Regions from separate parts of the Homo sapiens genome. Here region 2 is linked to region 1. A link is a loop called in an ENCODE intact Hi-C map of the cell type or tissue named here. Cell type or tissue: dorsolateral prefrontal cortex. All regions are shown on one strand. Links, peaks and the distances in the headings refer to the core of each region. The heading gives the core; the rest is flanking DNA.

Evidence for each region. Peaks named below come from ENCODE experiments on the same cell type or tissue, not always from the same donor. Only the 100,000 strongest peaks of a DNase experiment are listed, where the experiment ranks them.
Region 2: a loop joins it to region 1, with 2.7 times the contacts of the local background. A loop is called at or near these places in 2 of 110 quality-filtered maps.

Annotation. Positions count from the first base shown.
Region 1 is chr14:99,724,926-99,733,241 of GRCh38, forward strand. It overlaps CYP46A1 (cytochrome P450 family 46 subfamily A member 1), which reads left to right. Exons shown (of 15, transcript NM_006668.2): 13 at 466-554; 14 at 1,265-1,331; 15 at 1,632-2,376. The coding sequence ends at 1,802. Among named protein-coding and RNA genes, the nearest start is that of CYP46A1, 45 kb to the left of the region's middle. RefSeq lists a silencer at 5,196-5,315 and an enhancer at 6,637-7,496. In dorsolateral prefrontal cortex, for the core only: CTCF peaks have their summits at 5,203 and 5,410; DNase peaks (open chromatin) are centred at 5,196, 6,276 and 7,766; H3K4me3 peaks cover 1,162 bases; H3K27ac peaks cover 973 bases.
Region 2 is chr14:99,943,026-99,951,341 of GRCh38, forward strand. It overlaps LOC102724682 (a long non-coding RNA gene), which reads right to left and starts at 6,276. Exons shown (of 6, transcript XR_007064328.1): 1 at 6,175-6,276; 2 at 4,910-5,083; 3 at 2,298-2,449; 4 at 958-1,522. It also overlaps the pseudogene RNU1-47P. RefSeq lists enhancers at 3,088-4,016, 7,515-8,016. In dorsolateral prefrontal cortex, for the core only: a CTCF peak has its summit at 4,050 (motif pointing left); a DNase peak (open chromatin) is centred at 3,209; H3K4me3 peaks cover 988 bases; H3K27ac peaks cover 642 bases.

The sequences.
Region 1 (8,316 bases), core at 293-8,292:
TCCACTCCCACCCCTGCTGAAGTAGGCCTTGAGTTGAAGAGAAACTGAATATAACAGTTCTCGGGATCTAGAGGAAGTTGGCCTCACAGAGTCAGATCTGAGTTTGAATCCCGGTTTGGCCATTTATTTGCCTGGTGACTTCAGGTGAGTCACTGAGCCTCTCTCTGGGTCTCAGTTTCCTCATCTGTAAAATGGGGACAATGACGGCTCCCCTACAGGGCTGAGCCCAGCACAGGATGACGCAGTACGCCCAGCTGGCACAGTCAACTGTCCCCGCTCTTCCTCTTAAGGGATTTTCTAGGGGGCCAGTGCAATGGACACCAACCTAGATGAGGGGTGAAGACATGGGGGGAGGAGAGTGGGACCCACTCTGCTCTGAGTAGCCCTGTTGGGTGGCCTCAGTGGCTCAAGAGGTGCCAGGGGAACAACCTGGGAACCAGAGATGAGCGGACCCTTTGCCCGCAGTTCAGCACCTATGTCATGGGGCGGATGGACACATACTTTGAGGACCCGCTGACTTTCAACCCCGATCGCTTCGGCCCTGGAGCACCCAAGTAAGTCCCTCCTGGAGCTGCCCATGAGTGGGGCTGGCGGGAGAAGGACAGACACAGCGGCCTCTGGTCTGAGCCAGAGGCACCCACTCAGCCCACATAGCCTTCCAGATCCCTGTGAGGTGGTTGTGGAGGAAATCACAGCTCAGAGAGGTTAAGTAACTTGCCCAAGTGGCAGAGCAGGGGTCTGGCCCCAGCTCAGTCTGGTTCTAAAGCTCATGCTCATAAGCAGCACCAAATACTGGGAAGCTGGGTGACTTCACCTCCCCAAGCCTTGAGGTTCCTGTCTGAGAAATGGGACCATCCGTGGCTGCATCTGCAAGTTGCTGTGGGGGTCAACGCGTTAAGGTACCGAAGCCATGGTGGGAAGAGCTGGACTCCACAGCCTGCCTGAGTGTTCAGATCCAGGCTCTGCCCAGAGCTGGATGTAAATTTATGACCTGGAGTGAGTTGTTTTGCCCCTCTGAGCCTCAGTTTCTCCATCTGTGAAATGGGGACAACAGCAGTTCCTTCCAGGAGGGTAAAAGGAGGAGAAAAAGAATGCAGATCCAGCCCTCGGCAGAGTCAGCGGTTCATGCTTTGCATGCAAAGTGCCCAGCCCCTGGCTCAAAGTCTGTGTTCATCCAGACCTGGGTTAACTACTGTCTTCCTTATGTTGTTCCTGTGGGGACGCCTGGGGCTGCTGGCCTCGTGATTCCTCTCTTTCCCTGCAGGCCACGGTTCACCTACTTCCCCTTCTCCCTGGGCCACCGCTCCTGCATCGGGCAGCAGTTTGCTCAGGTAGGAGGGGCAGGGCTGTGGTTCTGCCCAGGAGTAGCTGCAGGGGTGGGGGCTCATCCTGAGCCGGGAAGCATCTCCGAACCCCTGCTCTGGGGCTGCTGGGCTGTGGGCTCGGGACCCAGCGGAGCCAGACCCAGAGGACTGGCTGTGTTTTGCACGGAGGAGAGCGCAAAACAGGAGGCTCCCCAGGCTCTCACAGGCTCTCCAGGAGGAGAGCCGGCTGTGACATTTGCTGCTCATTCACTCACTCATTCTGTCTTTGCTCCTTCATTCCTTCCTCATTTTGCCCGCTGGGCCCAGATGGAGGTGAAGGTGGTCATGGCAAAGCTGCTGCAGAGGCTGGAGTTCCGGCTGGTGCCCGGGCAGCGCTTCGGGCTGCAGGAGCAGGCCACACTCAAGCCACTGGACCCCGTGCTGTGCACCCTGCGGCCCCGCGGCTGGCAGCCCGCACCCCCACCACCCCCCTGCTGAGGGGGCCTCCAGGCAGGACGAGACTCCTCGGGCAAGGGCCGTGCCCGCCCACCTCTGCTGCCCACGGCCACCCACCCTTCTCCCCTGCCCCGTCCCCTGGGCCACCCTTCACGCTGGCTTCCAGCGGGCCCTCTGCCGACCGCCTGCTTCACACCCCTCAGCGCTCCCTGTCGCCTGCGGACTCCATGGCCCTTCCTGGACTGGCCCTTGCCCAACTCCCAGCCACCACCACTGTCCCTACCACTGAGCCCTTGCACAGGCCACTTGCTCAGACGAGACACCCTAACTCTTGCTCACTCCCTAAAGCCCTCTTCAGGGGTCACCTCCTCCAAGAAGCCCTCCTTGCCACCCCCCGCCGGCAGGGGCCCCTCCTCTGTGCTCCCTCGGTCACCTGTGCTACCTCTAACACCACACTGACCACACTGTATCGTGAGTGTCCGTTGACGTGACCAATTGCCCTGCCAGGCTGTCAGCGCCTCAAGGGTAGGGTCTGCGTGTGATTTGTCTCTGAGCCCCCTGTGCCCACCCAGGGCCCGGCACAGAGTCGATGCTCAATAAATGTGTGTTGACTGCATGAATGACCTGGAACCAGGCCATGCGCTCTCGCCTCAGCTTGCTCGTCTGTGAAAAGGGGGAGATGCGGAGGCTGGCACAGCTTTGGAAGCCACCAGCCCGCAGATGCCCCGCAGATGCCCTGACAACGCTGCCTTGGGAGAGACTGCCCCAGGTTACCAGCCTGTTCCCTGTGCTGTATTCACGGCCATGCCCCTGGGTGTTGTGTGAGGTTGGGCCTGGGTGGGTGACTGGCTCTGAGAGCTGGATTTGAGAGGTCAGAGAGGCCCCTGGGCCTCTCTTGGGAGCAGCTTGGTGGAGCTGAGCCCCGTGCCTGTGGGCACCTGCTGCCCTCCTGACCTGGCAGGGGGGCAGGGCAGGTGAGACTGCATCCCTCGTGGTGGTGATGGGAGAAGCCGTCCCTTCCTCTCCAGGGCCGTGTCCTCTGAGCTCATCCAAGGAAGAGGTCCTGCCCTGAGTTTCTCCTTCGGCCATTGGGAGCTTGTCTTTGTGCAGAGAGAAAAAGCGCCCTCATGGCCCGGTGCGGTGGCTCACGCCTGTAATTCCATCACTTTGGGAGGCCAAGGTGGGAGGATCACCCGAGGTCAGGAGTTCAAGACCAGCCTGGCCAACATGGCGAAACCCTGTCCCTACTTAAAAATACAAAAATTAGCCGGGCATGATGGTTGGGTGCCTGTAATTCCAGTTACTTGGAGTCTGAAGCAGGAGAATCGCTTGAACCGGGGAGGCAGAGGTTGCAGTGAGCCCAGATCGCACCACTGCACTCCAGCCTGGGCGACAGTGAGACTCCGTCTAAAAAAAAAAAAAGAAAAAGCTGCCCTCTCCCCTGCCTGGGCCATGTGCCCCCTGGGAAGACCCCCTCCCCAAACAGGGAAGGCACAGATGTGTGCCGGCCCGTGATGTGCATTGTTGGCCTCCTTCGGTCCTTGCCGCAGTCTTGAATGATAGCTCCAAGGGATGGTCCCATCAAGCAGATAAGGAAACTGAGACTCAGGGGCGGGAGTGACATGCTCAGTACAGGTGGGGCCTGGTGTGGCTCTGAGAATGGAGGAGACAAGTGTCTGGGTTCCCAGCCTGCCCCTCTCCCCAGCCCAGGTGGGCCCTGAGAATGCACACCCCGGCCTCTGGGCAGAGGGTCGGGCCCCGGGATGCCTCGAGAACTGCAGCGTTCTTGCAGAGCGAGGGTCCTCCTGCTCCCCTAGCACCTCGCCTGACCACGTGGGCACCTGGCCAGCCCATCATCAAGCTGCACCCTCCACCCTCTCCATTTCCAGCTCGCTGTCTGAGGGGCCCCCAAACTCACCACTCACTTTGAGAATGGTATGCCCGGGCTCAGCCTCCAGCCACCTGGTCAAACTCATCCCTGGCCAGAAGCAGCCCCTTCCCACAGCCACCCCAAATGCTGCTGTCTCCCAGCGTCCTGTTCCCAAGCCCCCAGCTGGGCACTGTTCCCCGACCTGCTCTGCTGTGCCCCCCACTCCGCCCTCTGCAGCCCTTCTCTGAGTCTCTGAGGTTCACCAGTACCCACACACCTGCCCACGCTTCCCACAGTCCATGCCCTCTGCCTCCTGCTGTGGCTGGGCCTAGTCCCCACAGTACAGCACCTCCTTCACAGTCCATCTAAAAGGGCCACAGGCCACCAAGCCTCAGTACTGCAGCAATGCAACCCAGCATTGTCTGGAGGGGCCTGGAGGGATCGGCTCCCTCCAGAGACTTCAAGTTCCCGGCTTGACCATCCCCTGATTTGGCAAATATCTGTCTGTTGCTGAGCCTGAGCCTTCACACCATGATTTCTTCAAATCCTGCCAGGAAACAGGAGCCAACTATGCCCCATTTCACAGATGGGGAAGTCCAGGCCAGAGCCACAGCTGGGCCATAGTGGAGTCAGCACTTGAACCCATGGCCCTTTGCATCCAGTGGCCTTCCACAGGCTCAGCATGCCCTATCCCTGCAGGCCTGGGCTTGTCTTCTGCACGCCCCAGGAATCCCAGATGGCTGGGAAGTGCAGAGCCAGAACCCCCCAGCCCCACTGTCACTGCCGGTGGGGCCATCCTGCCCTTCCTTTCTGAGCCACTTCCTCTTCCATAGACTGGGCTTTCTGTGAGGGGCAGGTGGCTCTCAGTCCATGCTGCATGGGGAAGCCACCTGGGCCAGGTGAATCAGCCTCTGGGGTGGGGCCCAGAAACTCTTCTTTTTCTTTTTTCTTTTTTGAGATGTAGTTTTACTCTTGTTGCCCAGGCTGGAGTGCAGTGGCACAATCTCTGCTCACTGCAACCTCCGCCTCCTGGGTTCCTCAGCCTCTGGAGTAGCTGGGATTACAGGCATGTGCCATGACGCCCAGCTAATTTTTGTATTTAATATATTTTTTTAGTAGAGACGGGGTTTTACCATGTTGGCCAGGCTGGTCTCGAACTCCTGACCTCAGATGATCCACCCTCCTAGGCCTCCCAAAGTGTTGGGATTACAGGCGTGAGCCACCGCGCCTGGCCCAACTGTTTTCTTTTTAAGTCTCCCAGTAGATCCCAATGTGCATGGGCCGGTGCCGCCAGTCCAGGTGAAGCTGACCCCCGGGACCCAGGCAAGATGGATAGGATTAAACCCAAGGCTGTGCAGCAAGGCTACCTGGGGTCAAATCCTGCCCCCACCTGCCTGGGCCTCAGTTTCCCCATCTGTAAGGGAGGACAAATAATAGGACCCACTTCCTAGGGTTGGAGGGGAATTAGTGTCCACACGAGGGTCGGGCTCTGGCACTGTGAGTCTGGTCATTGTCACCTGCAGGGAAGGGAGGGCTTTTCTGCAGGCAAGGCGGCGCAGTCCCCGGAAGACCCGCACGGTGGCGCGCTGGCGCAGAGCTCGGGCTCGCCCTCCCGCCCAGGCCGAGCGGGCGGCGCCGGCCCCAGGCGCGGAGGGTCCCGAGGCGCGGAGTGGGTGGGCCGAGGGGACGCCAGCCCCGCTCCCGGAAGCGGGGTCAGCGGGGAGGCCGGGGGTCGGCAGTGGCAAGCTCTGGCCACGGCGTAGGGGTGGGATAGCCACCCCCATTTCACAGATGGGGCTCCCGAGGCGCGGTGAGGTCTGGCAGCTGCTGGGGGCGCAGGCACGGCCCCCCGGGCGGGTGTAGCGGTCGCTTGGCGGGTGGGTCCGCAGGCCTCGCCGGGAGCCGGGCCTGGGTCTGGGGCGCTGGCAGGCCGGCCGGGAGGCGCGCCGGGCGGGAACGCGCAGCTCTGGCGGGAAGTGCGTGGGGTCGGGGGGCTCGGGCGGGGTGCAGGCTGCTGCTGCCACCGGGGAGGCCCGGGGGATGCCCTCACTAAGCGGCTCCAGAGACTGCGGGCCCCGCCCTGCCCTGCCACTCCCTCTCTTGTGACCTCGGCCAGTGGCAGCCTTTTCTGAGCCTGTCCCCTTCTCTGTAAACCTGGACGTGTTTGATCTACGCTCGCGTCCCGGCAGGAGGCTTCCAGCCTGCACATTCCTGGGGGCCCGCCTTCCCCAGGCACTAGCTTACCCAGGGCTGAGCTGCTGAACTCTGAAAACCTTTGGAAACCTCCCTGCCCTCTGCCCTAGCGACCTGCGGCTGGAGACCCTGAGCTGGCCCAGCCCTCTAGGGTGCCTAGGAGCCTAGGCTGGGTTGGGGGTGGCTTCAGGAACCTTGGGCTGCCGGGTGTGGGGTGAGAGCCTTGGCCCAGCTATGGCCAGGTGGGAGGTTTTCTTCCTCTGTGCTCTGGGTGCTGGGGCTGGAGGCGGTGGCTCTGCTGGGCTTCAGTGACAGCCAATGTGGGTAGACAGAGGACCATGCCCTGTGTCCCAGCAATTAGCTGCCCACCTGGGAAGGTTCTGGATGGGACTTGGCAGAAGCCTGAGCCGGCCCCTCCTGGCAGTCCTGGCTGAGCGGGCACCGAGCGCCTTATGCTGGTCCAGTCAGTTGGAGTGACTAAATTCACATCTGCCCAGACCTCACCCTGGGCTCCGGACCTCACCCCGGGCTCCAGCCTCACCCCGGGCTCCAGCCTCAGGCATCTCTGGATGTCCAAAAATAACCCCCACCCCCACCCGCACCCTCCCCGGCAGTCACTGGGGGTATTTCTGGCAGACGGAAGGGGACTCACAGTGGGAGGGAGGGTCATTTCTCTGAATCCAGGGCCAGGGGTGGGGAGGGACAGAGTCAAGGCCCTGCCTTGGCTTGGAGCTTTAAAAACACTCATTTCTTCTGGAACGCAGCCTCTCCCCAGTAAATCCTTCTCACCAGAGAAAACCATAGTCACCTACCTGGTGCTCACTTCTTGGGCAGCCCCTGCGGGGACCAGACCCCGGGTGGCCAGGCAGAGGGGTCCCCCCCACCCTGCGGGAGGCAGCCTGCTAATTCTGGGTGCCAAGGGTAAGGCTGCAGGTCCCTGTGCAGGACACCTGCTAGCTGCATCCCGTTTGGAGCCTGCCCTGGATGGGGCTCCATGGGCCCAGGGCGAGGCCAGGCAGAGACCGGCATGAGCAGCAGCCCGCACAGGAGCACCCTGGGCCCAGGGCAAGAGCCCATCGGCCAGTGGCAGACACTGGGTGAGGATCCCCGATGATTCGAGTCACACTGTGCTGGCCATGAGCGTCAACTGTTGGGCGCGCTGTACGGCCAACCCTGAGCCAGCTTTCCTGTACCTCCAGGCCCCTGTGCTACAGACGAGGCTCCGAGAGGTGGCGGCCTGCCCCATCTCAGGGCCAGAGGGCAGAGGGTGCGGTGGGCTGTCCCTGGGGCCCTTGCCCCTGCTGTTGAGCCCAGGAGCCTGAACCTGGGAGGCCTCCCCATCACCTCCCTGCCCCCTCCCAAATGACAGTGGCTCCTTGGCCGCCACCCCAGAGGTGAGGGGATAGCCCAAGGAAGCCAGGAGCTGCCCACACCCTCAGCCCAGGAACACCCGGTGCAGCTGCATGCGCCTCGCGGGCTTCTTTCCTGGCTGGGAGCCTGGACGCTGGGAGGGTTGCCCAAGGCCACCCAGGCAGCGGTCAGTCAGGGGTGCCTGGGCTGGACAGGGGGCCCTGGGTGTTTGGAACCAGCTCGCAGAGCTTTGCTGGAGCAGGTGCACGTGTGTGCGTGCATGTGAGCCCCACGTGCAGATGTGTGTCTCTGCGTGTCTCTCCGTACCTCTTCGTGTTCCTGTTCCCTTGTCTCCGGGTATCTGTCTGGCCCCCAGTGTGTGAGGCTGTGCGGATGAGTCTCCACATCCGTGTGTGTCTCATGCTCTGTGTGGAGCTGGTGTGTCAGGCCTGACCTGGACTACAAGGAGGTGTCTCTTTGAACCCAAGGCAGTGGACAAACATCAGACGCGTCGCCGTGGGCTGGGCCCCTGCCGTGTGGCATGCGTTCTGTCCTCACCCCACGTCCAGCGAGATGGGCTAACCTGCCCAAGGCCACACAGCCAGGAGCTTGGGGCCATCCAGTGTGGACATCCATTGTCCTTCAAGTCGTGGCCACCAAGGCCCCACGTGAGGCTCCCTGCTCCTCACCTGTCCTGGCTCTGTGTACAGGGGGAACCCAAGTCTGAGGGGTCTCCAGCAGGGAGAGGCTGCACTCCTGAGGCCCAGCCAGGGCCGGGTGAGTGCGGGGCAGCAGGTGTCAGCGGTGGGGGAGGTACGGGTGGGAAGCGGGGCCTCTTCCCTGACCCCCGCCACACTTGGCTGCCCCTCCACCTTTGATCACTGACCCTCCTCTGTCCCTCCAGGGACACTTTCCCGCCAGTGCTGGTGCTGGCTGGCCAAACAGTGTGGGAACCCAGGGACTGGCCTTCCTCCAGGCGGTGGCAGCCGGGGAGGGGCCTGGGCACACCGTGGGTGAGCAGTCACTGCAGAGCCTCCCCTGGGAAGTGGCATGATGCTGTGGTGTCTCAGGGAACCCAGGAAGGGCACTGGCTCTGGGCTGGGCCCCACAGGCATCAGTATATGTGTGCCCCTCCCTTTGCCC
Region 2 (8,316 bases), core at 209-8,208, 220 kb after region 1:
ACCACTGCACTCCAGCCTGGGTGACAAAATGAGACCCTGTCTCACTCTGGGGACTCTGAAGGCTGACAGCCTGCTGCCGCCTGCCTCCAGGGCCTGGGAAGTTGATTTGAAGAGTGACACTACCAGGGCAGGGAGGCCATCTGTCATTCTGCGGGTGTTTGTTTGGGGGATTTTGTAGGCTTGTGACAGCCTGCAGGGAAAGCAGGGCTATTTGATAGATACACTGAGGCTTGGAGAAGGAAATAACTTCCCCAAGACAGGCACTTGTTCCAAACTTGTCTTAATGACATGTGCTGGGCGCTGGGAATATAAGGACGGGCAAAACCACACCAGTGCCTGCCCTGGGGCGCCTACATGGCATCAGAAGAGCCAGAGGTTAGCAGAACGCATGCCCAGCCGCGTGCTAGATGACCACCATATGAGCCAGGAAGGAATTGAGAGCATCTAACTGGAAGACCCGAGTGAGTATGGGGACTCCGGAAAGTTTCCCTGGCAGAAAGAGAAGGAAATGACCCGGGAGAGCGGGGAGAGAGGCACTGGAGGCTGAGGCCAACACTCACAAAACCCTTTTGAGAGGGAAATTCAAGAGCACAGGGTAGGGGCACAGGAGTCCAGGGCAGTTTGTGAGAGGCAGGGCACGGGGGGCATGTTAAGGGCTTTATTCCAAATCCCAACAGCAAAGGGGGGCCGCTGGTGGGTTAGGCAGGGAAGGGTTCCCACTGCAATTCTGAAAGGGCTTCCAGGCCGGGGGCTGATGGGTGGGGGCTTTACTGTCATCTCAGTGGGCAGTGATGGTGGCGTGGAGTGGGGAGGTGGGAGCACTGTCCCAGAGAGGTTTGTGGGGTGGCGTCGGCAGAGCTCGCAGGTGGAGTGGATGTGGGCGGGGCTGAGTCCAAGGTCCCTGACTGCTTCTCTGGTGGGATGACAGTGCCAAGAGCTAAAATGCAGATCACTGACCGTCTGAAGGAGGGTAGTAAGGCCTGGAACAGGTGAAGCGAGTTGACATCCAACTGCAAGGGCAAAGTAGGCATTCGGCTTTGCAGGCCCAGCACAGACATCCTGTGGGAGGTGGACACGGGAGGCTCTCCCCGGAGGCTGGTTTTGGGAGCCAAGGTGTGCTTGAGATTGTAGGTTGCTCAACCCAGGCCAAAAGAGGCTCCCAAGCCAGCTTGGGGGACTCCAGAATCCAAGGGCAGGTAAGTGGGCTGCCGGAGAGGAGCGAGAGCCAGGAGGGCCATGGTGGAGCAGGAGACAGTCCCACACGTGGAGGATCTTGCGTCTGCAGCAGCAGGGCAGCTCGATGCAGTGCTTGCCAGGAGCCAGTGTGGACTCTGCACTGGCTTAGCAACCGGCATTCCAGCATCTCCATGCGCAGGCAGTGCCAGGCAGGAGATCCAGGCAAGGTGGGGACAGCCTCAGCCACGTAGGGAAGAGAGAACATGAGGCCACGGGTCGCACTGGGCTGTCAGCCCAGTGGGGGCGGGGGGTGTGGAGGTGGAGGAAGCTTCCAGGCCGGTTGGAACTGGGGAGAGGCAAAGTTCAGTGGATTCTTGGCATTGGTAGATCTTAGGTCCTGGCCGCCGGGGTGAGAGGGACTCCCTGGCAGGGGCTGTCTTTGCTTCACTGGAAAGCCCATTCTGGCATCTCCCCAGCCCCCCACATTTTTTTGAATGATTACTCCCACGCCCAAAGGTTGGCTATTCCATTCATTAGCCATCTCTTCTGTGGTTTGGGAACAGGCTGCTGTCATCCTATCTTACAGGCACAGGAGCGCATAGGAAAGGGTAGATGGGGATGGTCCAATCCACAACTAGGGGGACAGGTTTTGGTGAAAAGGAGCTAGGGAACATGCGCTTGATGCAAGGTGAAAACTGACTCCAGACCTGTTCTTCCTGCAGATTCTCTTTTTTAAAAAAAACTTTGGCCAGGCGTGGTGGCTCACGCCTGTAATCCTAGCACTTTGGGAGGCCGAGGCAGCAGATCACCTGAGGTCAGGAGTTTTGAGACCAGCCTGGCCAACATGGTGAAACCCAGTCTCTACTAAAAATACAAATTAGCCGGGTGTGGTGGCACATGCCTGTAATCCCAACTACTTGGGAGGCTGAGGCAGGAGAATCGCTTGAACCCAGGAAGCGGATGTTGCAGTGAGCCGACACCACAACACTGCACTCCAGCCTGGACAACAAGAGCGAAACTCAGTCTGAAAAAAAAAAAAAAAAAACTTTACAGAAAATTTCAAACATACACAAAAGTAGAGAGAGCCTCTCACCCAGACTAAAAATGATCAGCGTACTCACCTGGCAGGGGAGATGCCGTGATCACGAAAGTGGTCTTCCTGGGGTGAGGCTTATCCACTGCACTCCAGACGTGCTGACCCCTGCAATTTCCCCAAAAGTGGGAAACTCGGCTGCGTCATCTGTGGTCATGGGGGCTGTGTTCATGCTTTCCCCTGGTTAAAGAAAAAAAAAATCAAACATTTAGAAAATCTTGTTTCCTCTGTCTCCCCTAACTTTTGGGGGAGATGGAGTTTTTGTTTTTGTTTTTGTATTTTTGAGACAGAGTCTCGCCCTGTTGCCCAGGCTGGAGTGCAATGGCATGATCTCATCTCACTGCAACCTCCGTCTCCCAGGTTCAAGCAATTCTCCTGCCTCTGCCTCCCGAGTAGCTGGGATTACAGGCACGCACCACCACGCCCAGCTAACTTTTTGGTATCTTTAGTAGAGACAGGATTTCACCATGTTGGCCAGGCTGGTCTCAACTCCTGACCTCGTGATCTGCCCACCTCAGCCTCCCAACGTGCTGGGATTACAGGTGTGAGTCACCGTGCCTGGCCAAGATGGAGTATTTTTTAAAACAAGCCTACAGGACTTTGAGACCAGCCTGGGCAATATACCAAGACCTCATCTTTGCAAAAAACTAAAAACTCAGCTGAATGTGGTAGAGTGCACCTGTAGTCCCAGCTACTTCAGGGGCTGAAGAGGGAAGGTCGCTTGACCCCAGGAGGCTGCAGTGAGCTGTGATTGCGCCACTGCACTTCAGCCTGGGTGACAGAGCAAGACTTTGTCTCTAAAAAAAAAAAAAAAAAAAAAAAAAAGCAAGTCTAAGCCACCATGTCGTTTCACCTATAAATACTTCAGTCTGCCGCTGTGGTGAAGACACTTTGTGTGAGGACACCATGACATCATCACAGCTGACAAACTTGATGATTTCAGTTTCTCGGGCTGTCAAGCCTGATGCTGTGTCTCAGAGCCTGGCTGCACAGGAGCCTAGAACAGCTGCCTGGCCTCCCTGCTGAGCAGTTCAGGGTCGGGTGTCGAGCGTGCAGCCCCCAGTTCTGAACCCTTCTCCAGAGCCCAATTCTTCCCCCCTGACCCCGCTGCTCGATGCCTAGTGGCATCCCTGCCCCTCCCCATCTCCTGCAGACGGGATGCTCAGTGCTGTCTGAAACCTGGGCTCCTTCCATCTCCTGCCGGATCCCTGGCTGTGCTTTAGGCCACCTCAGGAGACCCCCTTCTGGGCCAGACAGCCTGGATCTTCCCTACCTTGCTGGCAAGCCAGACCGGACCACAGAAGCCTTTCGGAGTACCAAGTTCCCTCTTGAAGGAAGGAGGCTTGTTTAAGGGGAGCCTCCCCTGCAGGAAGTCCGTGCCCTCCTGGGGCGTTCCAGGGGGTCCGCAGGTCAACTCTAAGTTTCAATAAAAATGGGGCACACGCGCACACCACCCTGCGCTAGGGAGCTGGGGCGGGGCTGCGGGTAGCACACACTTTCTCGCTGACTGCCCCGGATCTCAGGGGACCCCGGCGTGCGGGAAGCCGGAGGGGACGTGAGATTCAGGGGCTCTGGAACACAGGTGACGCCTGGGCTTATAATGCGGGCCAGTTAAGAACAAATTTGGCTATTTAGGCTGAAAACACGAGTAGCTGCTCTAGCAGACTGAATAAGTAATTATGAAAAGACCTTGAACTTGGGTTATAAATTGAAAACCTCCCCTTCCCAAGCCCCCTCCAGCCCCGCGGCCAACTGCAGGTGCGCCACCTGGTGGCAGAAGAGCAGAGCACCGCCCCTCTCTCCAGCTTGCCAGGGCTGATTCTGACCTGGGGAGGGTTGGGGTGTGGAGAGAGAAAGGGAAACTCTAGTTGACTTTCTGGGTGGGGCGTATGTTTCAACTGACCTTCTGAGAGAGCTTTCAGAGGTTCTTGGAGAACCCCAACGTTGCTGATCGCCTCTCAGCTGCAGTCCCCTGGACCTGAATGAAGGTGTTCTGTTTAGGTGCGGCCTCCTTCTGCAGCCCTGAAGCACCGGGAGGGCTGCCTCCATCGGCCTCCTTCCTGCGGAGATCCCACCGCCCTCCGGGGAAGCCCGCTAGACAGGATCTTAGACGACCTTGCTTGGATCCTTGCTTGGAGGTTCACATCTGGTCTCAGGGGACACTTGTGCCTCCCACACCCACACCTTGCACCAGTGGGTGGGCAGTTACTGCCTTCCACATGCAGCCTTCTCTGGGCAGCTGGCGCTTTTGAGGCACTGGTCCACAAATCGCAGATGGCACACCTCAAGCCCTCCAAGTGGCTTAGGCAGAAGTACCCTCCCTGGTCCTCCCTCAGGAGAAGCAGGGTTGGAATCAGCAGCTCAACTTTCTCCCAAAGAAATCCTCCTTGCAAATATTACTTCTGAAAATGTCTAATTCCCAACGCTTTAGTACTCTTATCGTGGATGAGGATGCCCAGGAGGTGTCTCGGGAACCTCTTTTGTAACTGCTGCTCATGGTCTAACAGTGCCTCTGGAAGACACATCTATTGGATCTTGGCTCCTCGGCTGAACGCTCATTTCAACATCCAGTTACATAACCACAAACATTATTGCACAAGTTTTTTGTACATGTTTGCAAGAAATTATCTGGGATCCTACCTGGAAATGGGACTACTGATTTTCTGGGGCATGCATTAAATATTGCCAAACCATTCTCCACAGCAGCTCCACTGGCAGCCTGGGAGTCTCTGTTGCTCCACTTCCTCATCCATATTAGGAATTGTCATTTCATCTCATCTCATACAGACCCGAGAAGCAGGATCCATCGCCCCTCTTTGAAGAGAAGAAAGAGGGTATATTAGGCTGTTCTTAAACTGCTATAAAGAAATACCTGAAGGCCGGGTGCGGTGGCTCATGCCTGTAATGCCAGCACTTTGGGAGGCCGAGGCAAGCAGATCACTTGATGTTAGGAGTTCCAGACCAGCCTGGCCATGGTGAAACCCTGTCTCTATAAAAAATACAAAAAAATTAGCTGTGCATGGTGACCCATGCCTGTAATCCCAGCTACTTGGGAGGCAGAGGTGGGAGAATGGCTTGAACCTAGGAGGCAGAGGTCGCAATGAGCCGAGATCACCCCACTGCACTTCTGCCTGAGCAACAGAGTGAGACTCCGTTAAAAAAAAAAAAAAAAAAAGAAAGAAAGAAAGAAAAGAAGAGAAAGAAAGAAAAGGAAATACTCGAGACTGGGTAATTTATAAAGACAAGATGGCTGGGCATGGTGGCTCACACCAGTAATCCCAGCACTGTGGGAGGCCGAGGTGGATGGATCATTTGAGGTCAGGAGTTCGAGACCAGCCTGGCTGAAATGGTGAAACCCTGCCACTACTAAAATTACAAAAATTAGCTGGGCATGGCCAGGCACGGTGGCTCACGCCTGTAATCCCAGCACTTTGGTAGGCCAAGGCAGGTAGATCACGAGGTCAGGAGTTCGAGACCAGTCTGGCCAATATGGTGAAACCCCATCTCTACTAAAAATACAAAACTTAGCCAGGCACGGTGGAGCGCACCTGTAGTCCCAGCTACTCGGGAGGCTGAGGCAGGAGAATCGCTTGAACCTGGGAAGTGGAGGTTGCAGTGAGCTGAGATCATGCCACTGCACTCCAGCCTGGGCGACAGAGCAAGACTCTGTCTCAAGAAAAAAAAAAGAAAAGACGTTTAACGGGCTTATGGTTCTGCAGGCTGTACAGGAAACACGGTGCCAGCATCTGCTTGGATTCTGGGGAGGCCTCAAAGCAAAGAGCTTTTATTCAAGGCAGAATGTGAAGTGGGAGCAGACAGTTCGCATGGCAAAAGCAGGAGCAAGAGACAGCGGAGAGGAGCAGGTGCCACATGCTTTTAAACAACCAGATCTTGCAAGAACTCACTTGCTATCACGAGGAAGCACCAAGGGGATGGTACTAAAACATGAGAAGTCCACCCCCGTGATCCAGCCACCTCCCGTCAGGCCCCACCCCCGTGATCCAGCCACCTCCCGTCAGGCCCCACCCCCGTGATCCAGCCACCTCCCGTCAGGCCCCACCCCCGTGATCCAGCCACCTCCCGTCAGGCCCCACCCCCGTGATCCAGCCACCTCCCGTCAGGCCCCACCCCCGTGATCCAACCACCTCCCGTCAGGCCCCACCCCCGTGATCCAGCCACCTCCCGTCAGGCCCCACCTCCAACACTGGGGATTCCCATTCAACATGAGACTTAGCAGGAGCACATAGCCAGTGTATCAGAGGGTTAGAGAGACTGAGGTACTTGCCCCAGGTCACTCAGTAAGTTGGTAACAGAGCTAAGGGTGGAACTCCCAGTTCTCACAGCTACATTCTGTGCTGGCGTTCTCAGCCTGGTGTCTTCAGAGCATTATTAGAGTGGGTGCTGCTAGAGTTTCAAATAATTTGAGACTGTGCTGCACACTGCACATGACAGAGAGAGATGTGAGCGCCAGTTGCCTCTGAAAGGCATAGGAAGGTTATACATTTGGGCATTTCCCCATCTCGAGCATCAGACACCTTTGCTCCTAAGGCATTAGTGATTGGCCCAGGGATCAATGTTCCACACATCCATCTTGGGAAATGCTGTGGGAGAAGGTTAATCATACAGAGGTGGCCCGGCATGGTGGCTCATGCCTGGAATCCCAGCACTTTGGGAGGCGGAGGCAGGCGGATCACCTGAGGTCAGGAGTTCGAGAGCAGCCTGGCCAACATGGTGAAACCCCATCTCTACTAAAAATACAAAAATTAGCCGAGCGTGGTGGCGGGTGCCTGTAATCCCAGATACTTGGGAGGTTGAGGCAGGTGAATCGCTTGAACCCGGGAGGCGGACGTTGCAGGGAGCCCAGACTGCATCACTGCACTCCAGGCTGGGTGACAGAGTGAGACTCCATCCCTGCCCCGCACCCCCCAACCCCCGCAAAAAAAGAATGTGGTTATAACATTTCAGCTTATAACATTGGGACGATTCCTCCCTCCTTACCAGGACCGAACTAGGAAATGGCCAGACTTCCTGTCATGGTAAGACTGATGTCACATGCTCAGTGACATTTCTGAGATTCTTTTGGCCAAATGGGCTTCAGAATCACTTAGGTTCTCCCAGGCCCTCAGACTGTGGCGACTGAAAATAGAATGGACTGTGATCACCACCACACTGCCCAGCTGCCCCTTGACGCCCATGGGGTTCCTCTGCACGGGGTTCCCCTGTTTTCATGTGGCTTATTTTACTCTGATTCACACAGAGGAGGCAGGTTTAGAAACACAGCATCCGTTTGTCTGCATTTAAAACAATCCTTGGGAGAAGCAGGCAGCAGCCCTGTAGTCCTGGCCACAGTGGCAGCTGAGGTAGCCCCTCCTCACCTTCAATCACTGCTCCTCCATTTGAAAGCATTCTCAGAAACTGATGCTACAGGAAAGGCCTCTACCTTGTTCTGGCAAGTTCCCTCCTGCACTTCTTTCCCAGGCTGAGGCAGCTCCAGGGCTCAGACGTCAGCCAGAAGTAGGGGAGGGAGAGGACTCAGCCAGACATAGGGATCTGGGGTCCAGAGGGCAGCCGCACAGCCACCACGCTCGTCTGCCATGCTCGTGATACCTGCCCACCCCATAGCAGAGATGTTTCTGTTAACCACTTATAGAATGGTGGGGCTGCAGTGACGCTCAGGGGTCGTCTTGGGGGAGCATCTCCCAAAGTATGTTCTGTGAAACCCAATTCCAAAGCATGTTAATAGCCCCTGTGTTGGGGAGGCACTGAGCTAGACGCATTAATATGCCCTGTGAGTCGAGAAGGGCTATTGTGTTCATCTATTCACCCAACAAACACCACCCCTACCCTGAGGCAGCACATCCTAGGGGCCGGGGATACCAGAGTTCTTGCTCTCATGGAACTGTGAATGGAGAAAGCAATGAAGAGGCTGAGGAGACTGTTCCCGCTGGAGATGGGCGGGGAGGGGCCGGTAGTCACAAGGGCTACTTAAGCCCAGGCACGCAGAGGAGGTGGCTTTTGAGCAGAGAGTGTGGTGACAGAATAAGGGC